Regions from separate parts of the Homo sapiens genome. Here region 2 is linked to region 1. The links are chromatin contacts, found by Hi-C or POLR2A ChIA-PET in ENCODE. All regions are on one chromosome and are shown on one strand. Each heading gives the region's core, a stretch centred on a gene start or an enhancer-like site at or near the end of the contact. The rest is flanking DNA. Distances are from core to core; before and after follow the strand shown.

Region 1 (6,537 bases), core at 386-2,885:
AAAATATGGAAATTATGTTGAAATGTATTGAAGTCTGAATGTTGAAAATGTCTTTAAGTTATTGAGAATGTCCATAATGGAAAACTGTAATTCTGCTTCTTTACACTGAGCTGCCCTTTCATGGGGAAAAAAGTCTTTCAAGAAATTGAGCATATATTTCTCCATCCAGAGCAATGTCCATTTCTTCCTCTTTTGATTTTAGTCTCTAGCCAGTTTCCTTTCCTTGACCAGATGGCCCCCAGTCCCGTGAGGACTCTAAAGAAAAGAAAATAGCCTTAGGCTTCTTAAAACCTCCCAACATGAACATCGACCAGCTATTCTTCACTCACCATTTATTAGACACAAATATCTTTACTTACATTTTCGTTAGTTCTTATCTTCATCAGATTCCAGCCGCTTACATTCTGGAATGCTGATGTCATTTGTTGGCATGTGTGGTGTTATTCGGGAGATTGTGTCCAGGTTTATTGGTTCATCATCCACCTAAACCAACATCTATTAAGTGAACTCTGTGCACAACACCTTGCCAGACACTAGATGTACTTTACAGTTTGCAGAACAGGTTCCTCATTGTCACACGTAGCCAGCCTGGCCACAGCCCTAGGAAGTAGGTGGCAGTGGTGTTATCACCATGACCCTCATTGTACAGATGAGGAAACAGGGTCTTGGGAAGATTAAGGAACTTATCCAAAGTCACACAACTCACAAGTTTCAGAGGCTGGCCTCAAACCCAGGCCCCCTGACCACGAATCCCATGCACTCACCAGTATGCCACCCCCACCAACTTCCTGGCAGGGAGAGGGGCTCCTGGCCTTGACTCCAGTTTGAAAATGATTCTGTAGCCATTTCCCTTTACCTCTTGATTTATGGTGGCAGTGCTGGTCCTCCATGTCAGCTCACACGTATTGACAATTGCAAAGAAGCCTGTTACAAGAATTTGTGCCTCAGCCAGGCCCAGGGGCTCACACCTGTAATCCCAGCACTTTGGGAGGCCAAGGCATGTGGATCGCTTCAGCCCAGGAGTTCAAGACCAGTCTGGGCAACATCGTGAGACTCCATCTCTACAAAATAATTTTTAAAATAGCCAGGTGTGGTGGCATGCACCTGTAATCCAGCTACTTGGGAGGCTGAAGTGGGAGGATCACCAGAGCCTGAGGAGGTTGAGGCTGCAGTGGGCCAATATTGTGCCACTGCACTCCGGCCTGGGCAACGGAGTGAGACTCTGTTTCAAAAAAAAAGAGAGAATTTGTGCCTGTGTTATCAAAAATCATCTCACTAGGGTCAGAGGGGGCAGCGGGTGAGTACCAGGAGCCCTCTTCCTTCTCTGTCAATGCTCTGGGAACTGGTATTTGTAGAAACTGCAAACGTGTAGCCTCCTGGTCACGAGGGCTTGTTTTCACATTTAGTCTCCTGGAGGAGGACTCCGAGGAGGAGGGAGACTTGTGTCGCATCTGTCAGATAGCCGGGGGTTCCCCAAGCAACCCCCTCCTGGAGCCTTGCGGCTGTGTGGGAAGCCTGCAGTTTGTTCATCAAGAGTGCCTGAAAAAGTGGCTGAAAGTGAAAATAACATCAGGTAGGTGGGGAAGGAAGTGCAGTGAACGTGCCACGACATGTAATTAACATGAGGCACCACGGTGTGGGCCCCGGAGCCTTGTCATCAGCTCACTCTCCTCCGCAGAACAGCGACTCAGGGACACGTGGCTGAGCTCCAGATCCTTGCTCATAAAAGCTGTCTTTAAACTATGGGAGGGAGTTGGGGGTTTTTTGTTTGTTTTTGTTTTGGTTTGTTTTTTGTTTTTTGCTTTTATCTGAGAGAAGACTCCTGGGAACAAATGCTATTGAATTCTACCTCTGCTTGAGGCCTGAGCAGAGATGCTAAGATCGCCTCTCAGGAGGAAGGAAATAGAAGTGGGTCAGCGGTGGAAGCTCAGCAGACACACAGTAGCCGTGCCCAGCTAGCAGACACCCAGCAAAATACTTCAGAAGGTCCCTCATGAGAGACCCCCAGCACACACATCCTACTTCCTTTTATTTGGGGGTCACCTAAGAAACTAAACAAAGCTGCCTTTTAGCAATAGGGATAAGAGTGCTGATCTGATTGTCTAGAACCATATTAGATAAAGAAATTTCCATGTGCTGATTTTGTCAGCTCCCTAGCATCTTATAACTGGGTGTGCGGCACCTTCTCAACTCCCTGAGCAGGTTATAACCTAAATACAACCACATCGGTAGGTCGGCTGTAGTTTTCTGGGCAGAGAACAGAAGGTTTCTTTAAAGCATGGCTTTAGGAATGAGATCAACTTTAAGCAAAAAAAAAAAAAAAATGCATGGAACATCAGTGCAAAGAGCAACTTGATCAGAAAATAGCTGCGGCTTCTTTCAGACACACATCTCTGAAAACATATCCCCCCACAGCCAGATCCTATTTCTCCCCGTCTTCCATATCCTTCTCCTTAGCCGTCACTATCCAGGCTGCAGGGAGACTTAGAGCTTTACCCTGTCCCCATGAGGTGTTGCCACGCCCCCTCACCAAGGACAGCACACCATGGAATCAGAGAATGAACACGTGGGGTAATCATATTACTGTGTCATCCATGGAGCCCGTTTTATGCAACTTCCCTAGCATAAGAAATATAAGTCCACTGATCAAGATGCTTAAACGCATATCCATATAACGAGCAAAATATTCAGTCCTTCAGAGAGGGAAGAAAACGAGTAGATTTTGGTTGCTAACGACTCTGCCATGCAATCCTTTATCTTCCTAGAAATTTGGGCCAATTAAACATCTAACACAGAAAAAGTTACCTGTGAAACATGTCATGAAAATGCTGCTATGCTCATAAATGTCAACGCTTGTATGGGTGTGTTCAGTAGGATTCGATCGGAAGACTCATGGGACATTTGGTAGCCTAAAGCGTTACTGAATGACGCTAAAAAAAAAAAAAAAAAAAGTCAAGCGAACAAAATGCAGATAAGGGATTACTTCCTGTTCATCCTTGCCCTTTGAAAGTCTCTATTATTTACTGTTTCTTTATATCCCCAGTGGGGAAATAGAATGGAGGTATGAAACTGCACAAGCCCTATTTTTACCAAATACATGCAGGTAACTAATAGGTCTTTTATTTTCTAATGCATAAAATAAACACCAGTACATCATTAGTCAAAAGCCGCAACTAAGGGGGAGAAACTGTCTGGCAGAATGTTTGCTTAGACATAACAGCCCAGCTCTGCATCCTCCACTTTTGCATTGGGGAATAGGATAAAAATGCTGATCTAGAATGCCTGTTTTTATAAAAACAGCAACAAAGGAAGCCTTCTCATATTCCTTTTCCCCGATGAGTCTGAGCTCAGGCTGATGAGCTGGCCCTGGGTACTACTGTAACTAGTACCCACACCTGGCCCCTCGCTCCCTCACTGTTCTCAGGTGGCAATGTTACCTGGGCAGGAGTAAAGGCAGATTTTTAAGCCATTGATCGAGAATAGCTTCTGCCATCTATTTTGGTCCTCACTAATTTATTTACTTGGACCTGTGTTGGGTCTACAATAAAAAAAAAAAAAGCTGAATAGTCACTCTTTTTACAAACACCTGTGTTACAGACTCTTAGCCTCTGTGCAGCAATTCCAAGTTTATGAACCATCCTGTTTATATTTAAATAGAAAGCAAGATCTGCTATTTAAAAGTCGTGGGAATTTCACTTCTATGAAGCTTGCATAATAGATGACTACAAAGGAAATTTTTCAGCTCTCAGATTCAAGGTCATTTTCTACAGAAGATGGCTGGCTTTAAAGGAAGGTCACTGAAGCTCAGAATTCATAACACACACAAGTTCACTCCCCAAATATCACCTGTCCAAAGTGCTAACACAAACAGACCCATGGTTATATGTACATATAATTCTTTATCCAATTTAAGGAGCAGATCTTGGTGCCGTGAAGACCTGTGAGATGTGTAAGCAAGGCCTGCTGGTTGACCTGGGTGACTTTAACATGATTGAGTTCTACCAGAAGCACCAGCAATCTCAGGTAAGAAATGTGGCCACTCTGCCTCCACAGGTTAAAGTATGTTAGAGGGGCAGGGCGAGAAGACATTCCCCTTCCCTGATCTAAGAAATGTAGAAGGTCTCTGCTGGCAGGAGTCTGACAATATCCATTTAGCTTACTTCTCTGAGAAGACCTGCCACTAAATTAGAGTATTAGAGAGTTGAAAAGCCTTTTTTTTTTTTTTTTTTTTTTGAGACAGAGTCTCACTCTGTCGCCCAGGCGGGAATGCAGTGGCACAATCTCACTGCAAACTCTGCCTCACAGGTTCAAGCGATCCTCCCACCTCAGCCTCCTGAGTAGCTGGGATTACAGGCGTGTGCCACCACACCCACCTAATTTTTGTATTTTTAGTAGAGATGGGGTTTCTCCATGTTGGCCAGCTTGGTCTCGAACTCCTGATCTCAAGTGATCTGTCTGCCTCCACCTCCCAGAGTGCTACAATTACAGGTGTGAGCCACTACACCTGGCCGAGAGTTGGAAGTCTTATTTGTCCTGGGTTGAGTTTGCCCTGCTGTTGGGAACAAAAGTAAGAAGCTTCAGTGGGCAACTGGACACAGAAAAATACCAAAAAATTCTGGCAAGCTCCACACCCACGTTTGCAGAAGTAATTTAATAACAAGAGAAAAAAAAATCAGGGTCTTGGAGGAAATGGTCCCTAATTTAAATACCAAGTAACCCTGGGATAAGAAGGAACTGCTTTACCTACATACAGCTAATGAACATGAGGTAAATGCCTACTGGCTGATCTTTATCACCTAGTGAATTAACTCTCCTAGGGTATTTGGACTGCATTTCTAATATTGTAAAAAAGTTAGTTACCCTCAAGTGGGAAGTTGATTTGTGCCTGAGATAACAGTTAATCACCCAATTCTCAGGCAAACAGTCTTCCATTTAGAACTATTAGGTTGGTGCAAAAGTAATTGCAGTTTTGCCACTTTTGTTGGCAATATCCACAATTACTTTTGCACCAACCTAATACTATTTTGTTCAATATAGAAGTCACAAGCCACTTGTGGCTAATGAACAGGTGGCTTGTTCTAATCAACATATCCTGTAAGTGTCACATACACACCAAATTTCAAAGACACAGTACCAAAAAAAAAAAGGGGGGTAATATATCACCTAATTTTAAACACCAAGTTTCAAAGACTTAGTACACTTTCCAGTTCAGTATGTAAAGAGTTTGAAGTTGTCACTTCGTTTTAACAACAAGTAAAAAGCTTTAAAAAGTGCAAAATCAACAACCCTTCTTAGATCCATAAGAGAAGTGAAGTCACAGAGCAAATCACTGCCCCTAAAATTGGAAAGACAGGCAGATAGAATCACTAATCCCAGCACTTTGGGAGGCCAAGGTGGGCGGATCACTTGAAGTCAGGAGTTTGAGACCAGCGTGGCCAACACAGCGAAACCCCCATCTCTACTAAAAATACAAAAATTAGCTGGGCGTGGTGGCGCATGCCTGTAATCTCAGCTACTCAGGAGGCTGAGGCTTGAGAATCGCTTGAACCTGGGAGCCAGAGGTTGCAGTGAGCCGAGATCGCACCACTGCACTCCAGCCTGGGCGACAGAGTGAGACTCCATCTCAAAAAAAAAAAAAAAAAAAAAAAAATCACAACTTACCGGAGCAGAGACTCCTGAGCAGAAAGCTCTATGGAAACCAGTGCTGGACAAGCAATCTTAAGCTGTAATTAATGAACTGCTGGATGCTCAGTGTAGACAAGTCTGAGAGTCAAAAATTCCAGGGGGACCCTGTCATAAGGGTATCCCCACACTTCAGTGAGTTTTCTGTCCAGGAGTGCAACCAGGTGCTTACAGTGAATAGCAGAGAAAAATTCCTTCATGCTTCCAGCAGGGGGAGGGGGAAAGTAACCATTTTGGTATAAGCCAGAGCTTTCTGTTCTTACTAACAGTTTGCCCTCAGGAGAAACTATTTAACCAGAGCCTAACCTTTGGAGGTTTTATCAGAGCGCCATACCTAACTGGAAGAAGGGAAATACTCAACTCCAGCCCTCTCTAGCCATCTTGTCCCACCTAAGGTGGGAGGGGGAGGATAGAGAAACTGAGAAGCACTTGTGAAGTTCACAGTCCAGAGGCACAAGCTCACTCAGACTGGGACCTAGAGTCTCAAAGGACTGTAGAATACTTCCCCTCTCCCCACACCTCACCACCACATGGCTAACAACCCATTTATAGCAGTTCCTTTTACCCAGTACATCACGTCTGGCTACCAAGAAAAAATTACAAGACATACTCAAAGGTGAAAAGCACAGTTTGAAGAGACAGAGCAAACACCAGAACCAGACTCAGATATGGCAGGGATGTTGGAATTACCAGACCAGGAATGTAAAACACTATGATTAATATGCTAAGGACTCTAACAGGTAAAGTAGACAGCACTTAAGAACAGATGGGCAGTGTACACAGAGGAATGGAAATTCTAAGAAAGAAAAAGAAATGATAGAGGTGAAAAACTCTAACAAATGAAGAATGCCTTTG
Region 2 (6,778 bases), core at 609-3,108, 250 kb after region 1:
ACAATAATTTCAAAAGAATATAGGATGAATCAGAAGCTACAAATAACTGCAAAATCACTATTATACAGCTCCTGTCTCTGAAGAGCTCACAGTAGCTCATGAGAAAAGGAATTATTTTAAATTTAATAGAGAGCCCACGGTAAAACCATCCACCTCCATTCACTCAGTAAATTAATATAGCTCCATAACAATCCCTTTAAAAAATCTTTTTCTGACCACTCCCTGCAGTAGTTTTCTCTTGATTCTGGACATCTGCTTTTAGCCCTTCTTCCAAGCAGGGAGGGGCAGGAGGACACCATTTTTAAACTTCCATAACCAATTAATGCACAGGCTACTTTCAGCAAATATGTTCATCCTTTGCAAGAGACCAACTCCTACACGACCCATTTAAAACCTCTCTTTAATATTAACAGTGGAAAAGAAACATATTACATAGAACCCCTTCGAACACATTATTAAGTAGTTGGAATGGTTGGTGTGATTTTAAAGTTACTGAAAAGATGAATCGAACATTCTCCTCTGCAATCCAACAACTCTACAATCTCCAGTAACAACCCCCTTACAAGTCCTTCAGTTTCATTTCCCTTCCTGGATTGAGAGCCTGGGGCAAAGGGGAATGAAAAGGTGACAAATTAAAGTTTCACCCACACATGCAAGTGCAGGTTAGAGAGAGAATTAGGAAATTCTCAGAAAGGTTGAAATGCATCTTTACAAAAAGAAAAAGAAGGAAAAAAAAGAGACTGGGAGAATGAGTTTCCCCCGTGGCCTTCCTCGCGTCTTGCCCTGCCCTAATCGAGGTCGGAATGGCAAAGGTTGCAGTCTCTCCCAAACCCCAAGGTCTCTCGCAACACTTCCCAAACCTCCATCCCCAGGCCCGGCCCGGAAAATGACGCCCCGGCGGTTATTCCGTTTAATGTCAACTCATGTTAAGGAAATAGCCACTCCGTCTAATTCCAGCGGGGCCTTGGACTGGGATCCTCCCTGCAGCCCACAGCCGGGAAGCAGGAGCGATGGGGCCTGGTCCCGGCGCCCCTCGCCGGCTCCAAACTTTCCCCAACTCCAGGCCCACCTGTCACGGAGGAAGGGAGGGCCGGCTCTCGGGGGCGCCCGGGAGGCTGCCGAGGCCTCCAGCTGCCTGGGGGCCCCCGTCTCTCCTCCGGCCGCCGGCCCCAATCCCAGGCCGGGGCCGCCTGGGCCTCCCCCATCTTCTGCCCGGCCCCTCAGCGACCCGCAGCCCTCAGGGAGCCCCTCCCGCCTCAGCGCCCAGGAGCTGCGGTCCGGAGCCGGCCCCGAGCTGGGCCCAGGTCGCAGGCTCCTCAGGCCAAAGGGGTCCCCAGGACGGTTAATGCCCCAGGCCTGGAGTCCTCCCCCGCCCGGGGCTCAGCCTCTCACCTGCCGCCGCCGCCGCCGCCGCTCCACGCTCCTCCCGGGAGGGGCCCCGACCCGACCCGGCTGCGGACCGCTCCGCTCTCCCCCTGGGCAGGCCCGGGGCGGAGCCGGGGCCTCTCCTGAGCGCCGCAACCCCCCGCCCGGGCAGCCGCCGCCGGCGCCGGGCTCCACGAGAGGGCGGGCGGGGGAGGGGGGGCACGAAGGCCGCAGATCCCCGGGCTCGCGTACAGAGCCAGGCGCCCGACGCGGGCCCGGGCCCGGGCGGCCGCGGGGGGCGCGGGACCGGCCTCCTGGCGCCGGACAAAGGCCAAGGGAGGCGCAGGAGGGCCCAGGCCGGGCCAGGAGGTGGGGGCCCGCTCGGCTGGGGGCCACTCGGGTGCGGCGCGGAGGGCGGGGGGGTCGGAACCGCTGGTGCCCAGGACCCGCCTCCGGCCCCTTAATCCGGATCGGTTCGGTCCGGATTAGTAGTGATCGGTGTAAACACACTAGTGAAACCGCGTGTTTCCTCGCGAGATTTGCACGGCTGGGAGGCGGGGGGGGTCCTGGGGGGGTGGGGGAAGCGCCGACAGTGGGGGAGCAGGGGGAGGGGACGAGGAAGGTGGGGGGGGGTCCCCGCTGCCCCGGCGCCCCGCCTTCTCCAATCAGCGGCCGCGCTGCCGGGCAGGGGTTAACCAGGGGACCCCGCGCCGGCGGAGGAAGCCGCGCCTCGCCGGACGGCTGAGGGCGGGCGACGGGCGGCGCCGGCTGACGGGCCGCAACGCGAGGGGAGGTCCGGCGGCCCGGGGCGCCCTGCGACTGCCCGAGGCCGGAGGCCCGGAGGACCCGCCGCCGCCTTTGTGTCGCCGGCCCCCGCCCCGCTGGACTGGCCCGGGCCGGGGCGGTTGGGCCGGCGCTGAAGGGGCTTGGCCGCCCGGGTCCACCCGTTCCCGGATCCGCCTCGCCGGCCCCCGCGCCCGCCCAACCCCTGCCCAGCCCCTCGGCTCCGCGAGTTTGGGTGAGAAGTGCGGCGGCTTTTCCCAGGGATGGAGTTTAGAGGACGCTAATCCTATGTGTGAGCGGCGGACCCCGCCCGGACTTCCCGGAGGCGCCCGGTTAGTGAGGCGACGGCGCCCACCCGCGTTCGCGGGCTCCCGGCCGCCACTCCCCGGAGCCGCCGGCCCGCCCCAGCCCCGCGCGTCGCCCGGGAGGGCGGGCTGCACTCCCTCCACGTACCTGGCTGGCAGAGCGTCTCCAGGGACAAAAGGTGCCCTGGGATCAAAGCCGAGCCCCCGCCCCCGCGGGGATGCTGCCCTCCGGAAGGAGGGGCGCTGCCCCCAAGGTACTCTCCCCGGGCACCCAGGGGGAGGTTCCATTTCAACCTCCGATGAAAAACACGGCCCTCCCGGGTACTTAGGAGGGTCTGAGGGTAAGTGCCAAGATGGAGAAAACACGCCGGCCCCTCACAGAGTATCTCCTGAGGAATGAGAACTATCTAGCGGGCAAGGAGGGCTTCCTGCATAGCAGAGGGCACCCCCTCTGATCCCCCAAGGCCAAGGGAAAAAAATCACTCTTCACCGGCGCCCCTGAGCCAGGACAGGCTCCAGTGCAGCCACCCACCTTATAATTTTCCGCGGATGCTGCCTTGATCAGATGTCTGAAGATGACTTTAAGGACTACAAGCAAATCTCAAGGGAAAAATTCAGACCTTGAACAACAGCCTTGAACTTTTTCAGGGTTAGACAAGTACTCCCCAGTGGAGTTTCTGCCCTTATTTCTTCGTTCTTCTCTTAATTCTTCCATATTTTAACAGAACACAGACCTGCCGAAACGACACAGGATGGCTCTTTGCTTTTTGTTAGTTCTCCAACCTTCCAAACCCTTGGGGCACATGCAAGCACTGTGGAAAAACTTCATTAAACCAAGAGTCATCTTACTCCAGATCCCAGACTGCTTGGGAAGTTGGACATGCATATTCCCAAAGAGAACAGTGTTGGAAGAAGACAGGAGAGCAGCTCGCGGGTTGGGGGTAGAGGGTAGGAAAAGAGGGCAAGATGGAGGACTACCACTCGAGGCCAGCCTCCACTGCCTGTTAGGGCGGTAGAACCTAAGAGCCGGTCCAAGGCAACACAAAAGACAGTGAGGCTAGGTCTTTAATTGCAGCCAACGATCAAGAAAGCAACTCCATCAAATGACACTGTCTTTTTAAAAAAAATTTTTTTTTTTTGAGACAGAGTCTCGCTCTGTCGCCCAGGCTGGAGTGCAGTGGTGCGATCTTGGCTCACTGCAACCTCTGCCACCCGGGTTCAAGCAGTTCTCCCTGCCTCAGCCTCCTGAGTAGCCGGGATTACAGGCACGCGCTACCAGGCCCGGCTAATTTTTTTTTTTTTTCTTTTTTGGTAGAATCGAGGTTTTGCCATGTTGGCCACGTTGGTCTCGAATTCCTGACCTCAGTTGATCCGCCCATCTCAGCCTCCCAAAGTGCTGGGATTTCAAGCGTTAGCCACCGCACTCGACCAAATGACACTGTCTTAAATGATTTAATGTCTTAAATCGGGAAAGGAGAGTAAGAGAAAGCACTCAATGGAGTCAGAGGTGTCTTGCAGCCTAGCTCTTTCCACAGACAAGCCACATGGGCCTATCATCTAACCTTTTCAAACTTCTCCAACTGCTTCTGTGATGGAGGGATTTGGGCTAGAGGATCTTTTTATTTTATTTTATTTTATTTTATTTTGGTGACAGAGTCTCACACTGTCGCCCGGGCTGAAGTGCAGTGGCACAATCTCAGCTTGCTGCAACCTCTTTCTCCTGGGTTCATGCGATTCTCCCGCCTCAGCCTCCCAACTAGCTGGGATTACAGGCGCACACCACCACACCTGGCTTATTTTTTGTGTTTTTAGTAGAGACGGAGTTTCACTATGTTGGCCAGACTGGTCTCGAACTCCTGACCTCGTGATCCGCCCACCTCGGCCTCCCAAAGTGCTGTGATTACAGGCATGAGCCACCGCGCCTGGCCGATGATCCCATTTTTCAAAGTAGGCTGGGTGCGGTAGCTCACGCCTGTAATCCCAGCACTCTGGGAGGCTAAGGCGGGTGGATCACTTGAGGCCAGCAGTTCGAGACCAGCCTGGCCAACATGGTGAAACCCCGTGTCTACTAAAAATACAAAAATTAGCTCGGCATAGTGGTACGTACCTGTACTTTCAGCTACTTGGGAGGTTGAGACAGGAGAATTTTGCTTGAACCCAGGAGGCGGAGGTTGCAGTGAGCCAAGATGGCACCACTGCACTCCATTCTGGGTGACAGAGTGAGACCCTGTCTCAAAAATAATGATAATAAAATAAAAGTAATTATTTAAGGCTGGGAGCGGTGGCTCACGCCTGTAATCACAGCATTTTGGGAGGCCGAGGCGGTGGATCATGAGGTCAGGAGGTCGAGACCATCCTGTCTTAACACGGTGAAACCCTGTCTCTACTAAAAATACAAAAAAATTAGCCAGGCGTGGTGGCGGGCGCCTGTAGTCCCAGCTACTCGGGAGGCTAAGGCAGGAGAATCGCTTGAACCCAGGAGGCGGAGGTTGCAGTGAGCCGAGATCACACCACTGCACTCCAGCCTGGGTGACAGAGCGAGACTCCGTCTCAAAAAAAATAATTATTATTTAAAATAATCATTGGGCCTGGCGCGGTGGCTCACACCTGTAATCCTAGCACTTTGGGAGGCCAAGGCGGGTGGATCACGAGGTCAGGAGATTGAGATCCAGCCTGGCCAACATGGTGAAACCCCATCTCTGCTAAAAATATTTTTTAAATTAGCTGAGCGTGGTGGTGGGCACCTGTAATCCCAGCTAGTCGGGAGACTGAGGCAGGAGAATCGCTTGAACCTGGGAGTCGAAGGTTGCAGTGAGCCGAGGTCGTGCCACTGCAGTCCACCTGGCCAACACAGCAGGCCTCTCTCTAAAATAATAATTATTATTATTGTTATTCTTGACAGGCCAGTGTAGAACAGGTGGGGCATCTGTGGTATGACAGAACTGGGTTCCAATTCTGTCCCTTCACCTGTCCCAGGTTCCTCATCTGAAAACTGTGACCCAGTAAACCTAATTTCATGAGCAGCTTTCATTAAAATTGAAATAATGTTGGAAAATGCCTTGTAACCGTGCTTGATATAGAGTAGTTACTTAGCCAGTTATTTCCTCTCTTCTTCCAATTCCTAACAAAATGGAAAAACGTTTGGTTGCTAGGAAAGAGCTCTAAGGGGATTTTGTTGTTGTTTGAGACAAAGTTTGGCTCTATCGCCCAGGATGGAGTGCAATGGCACAATCTCTGCTCACTGCAACCTCCGCCATAGACAGGAGCCAAGCATAGTGGCGTGCACCTGTCTGTAGTTCCAGCCTCTTAGGAGGCTGAGGCAGGAGGGTTGCTTGAGGCCAGGAGTTTGAGTCTAGCTTGGGCAATATATTGAAACCTTGTCTCTTAAAAAAAAAAAAAAAAGAGGCCAGGTGTAGTGGCTCACGCCTGTAATCCCAGCACATTGGGAGGCCGAGGCAGTGGATCACTTGACCCCAGGAGTTGGAGACCAGCCTGGGCAACATGCAAACTTCCGTCTTCTAGGCCGGGCGCGGTGGCTCAACACCTGTAATACCAGCACTTTGGTAGGCCGAGGCGGGCAGATCACGAGGTCAGGAGATCGAGACCATCCTGGCTAAGGTGAAACCCAGTCTCTACTAAAAATAAAAAAAAAATTAGCCGGGTGTGGTGGCTGGCACCTGTAGTCCCGGCTACTTGGGAGGCTGAGGCAGGAGAATGGCATGAACCCAGGAGGTGGAGCTTGCAGTAAGCCGAGACCGCACCACTGCACTCCAGCCCAGGCAACAGAGCTAGACGCCCTCTCAAATAAAAGTAAATAAATAAATAAAATTATGTCATTAAAAAAAAATACAGGGCCGGGCGCGGTGGCTCATGCTTGTAATCCCAGCACTTTGGGAGGGTGAAGCGGGTGAATCACGAGGTCAGGAGATGGAGAGCATCCTGGCTAACACAGTGAAACCCCGTCTCTACTAAAAATACAAAAAATTAGCCGGGCAAGGCAGCGTGTGTCTGTAGTCCCAGCTGCTGGGGAGGCTGAGGCAGGAGAATGGCATGAACCCAGGAGGCAGAGCTTGCAGTGAGCCAAGATCCCGCCACTGCACTCCAGCCTGGGCGACAGAGCGAGACTCGGTCTCAAAAAATAATAATTAACAAAAAAAAATACAAAAGTTAGATGCGCATGTTGCCATATGCTCGTGGTCCCAGCTACTCGGCAAGCTGAGGTTGGGAGATCACTTGAGCCCAGAAGGTGGAGGTTGCAGTGAGCTGAGAACCCACCATTGTACTCCAGCCTGCGTGTCAGTGAGATTCTGTCTCAAAAAAAAGAA

The links. A loop is a pair of places that touch in the nucleus more often than their neighbours do. ChIA-PET counts read pairs that join two places held with the same protein, here RNA polymerase II (POLR2A). Pooled maps may share reads with other maps.
Region 2: a pooled map shows a loop between it and region 1 (5-fold over the local background). The contact joins the promoter of TLK2 here to the enhancer-like site in region 1. A Hi-C loop is called at or near these places in 1 of 37 single-sample maps with no recorded cell type and 2 of 50 pooled maps. POLR2A ChIA-PET finds 5 or more read pairs at or near these places in 2 of 52 experiments (RWPE1 and activated B cell).

Annotation. Positions count from the first base shown.
Region 1 is chr17:62,719,974-62,726,510 of GRCh38, reverse strand. It overlaps MARCHF10 (membrane associated ring-CH-type finger 10), which reads left to right. Exons shown (of 11, transcript NM_152598.4): 7 at 1,407-1,573; 8 at 3,914-4,023. The region is part of intron 2 of MARCHF10-AS1 (MARCHF10 antisense RNA 1); the gene reads right to left. Among named protein-coding and RNA genes, the nearest start is that of MARCHF10-AS1, 17 kb to the right of the region's middle. RefSeq lists enhancers at 1,503-1,582, 5,920-5,999 and a silencer at 6,170-6,249. Within about 2 kb of position 1,635, at least 8 of the 41 ENCODE cell types and tissues checked have a DNase peak (open chromatin) inside an H3K27ac peak, as active enhancers do.
Region 2 is chr17:62,473,905-62,480,682 of GRCh38, reverse strand. It overlaps TLK2 (tousled like kinase 2), which reads right to left and starts at 1,858. Exons shown (of 22, transcript NM_006852.6): 1 at 1,393-1,858. RefSeq lists silencers at 1,094-1,483, 1,974-2,273, 2,454-2,593, 2,704-2,753.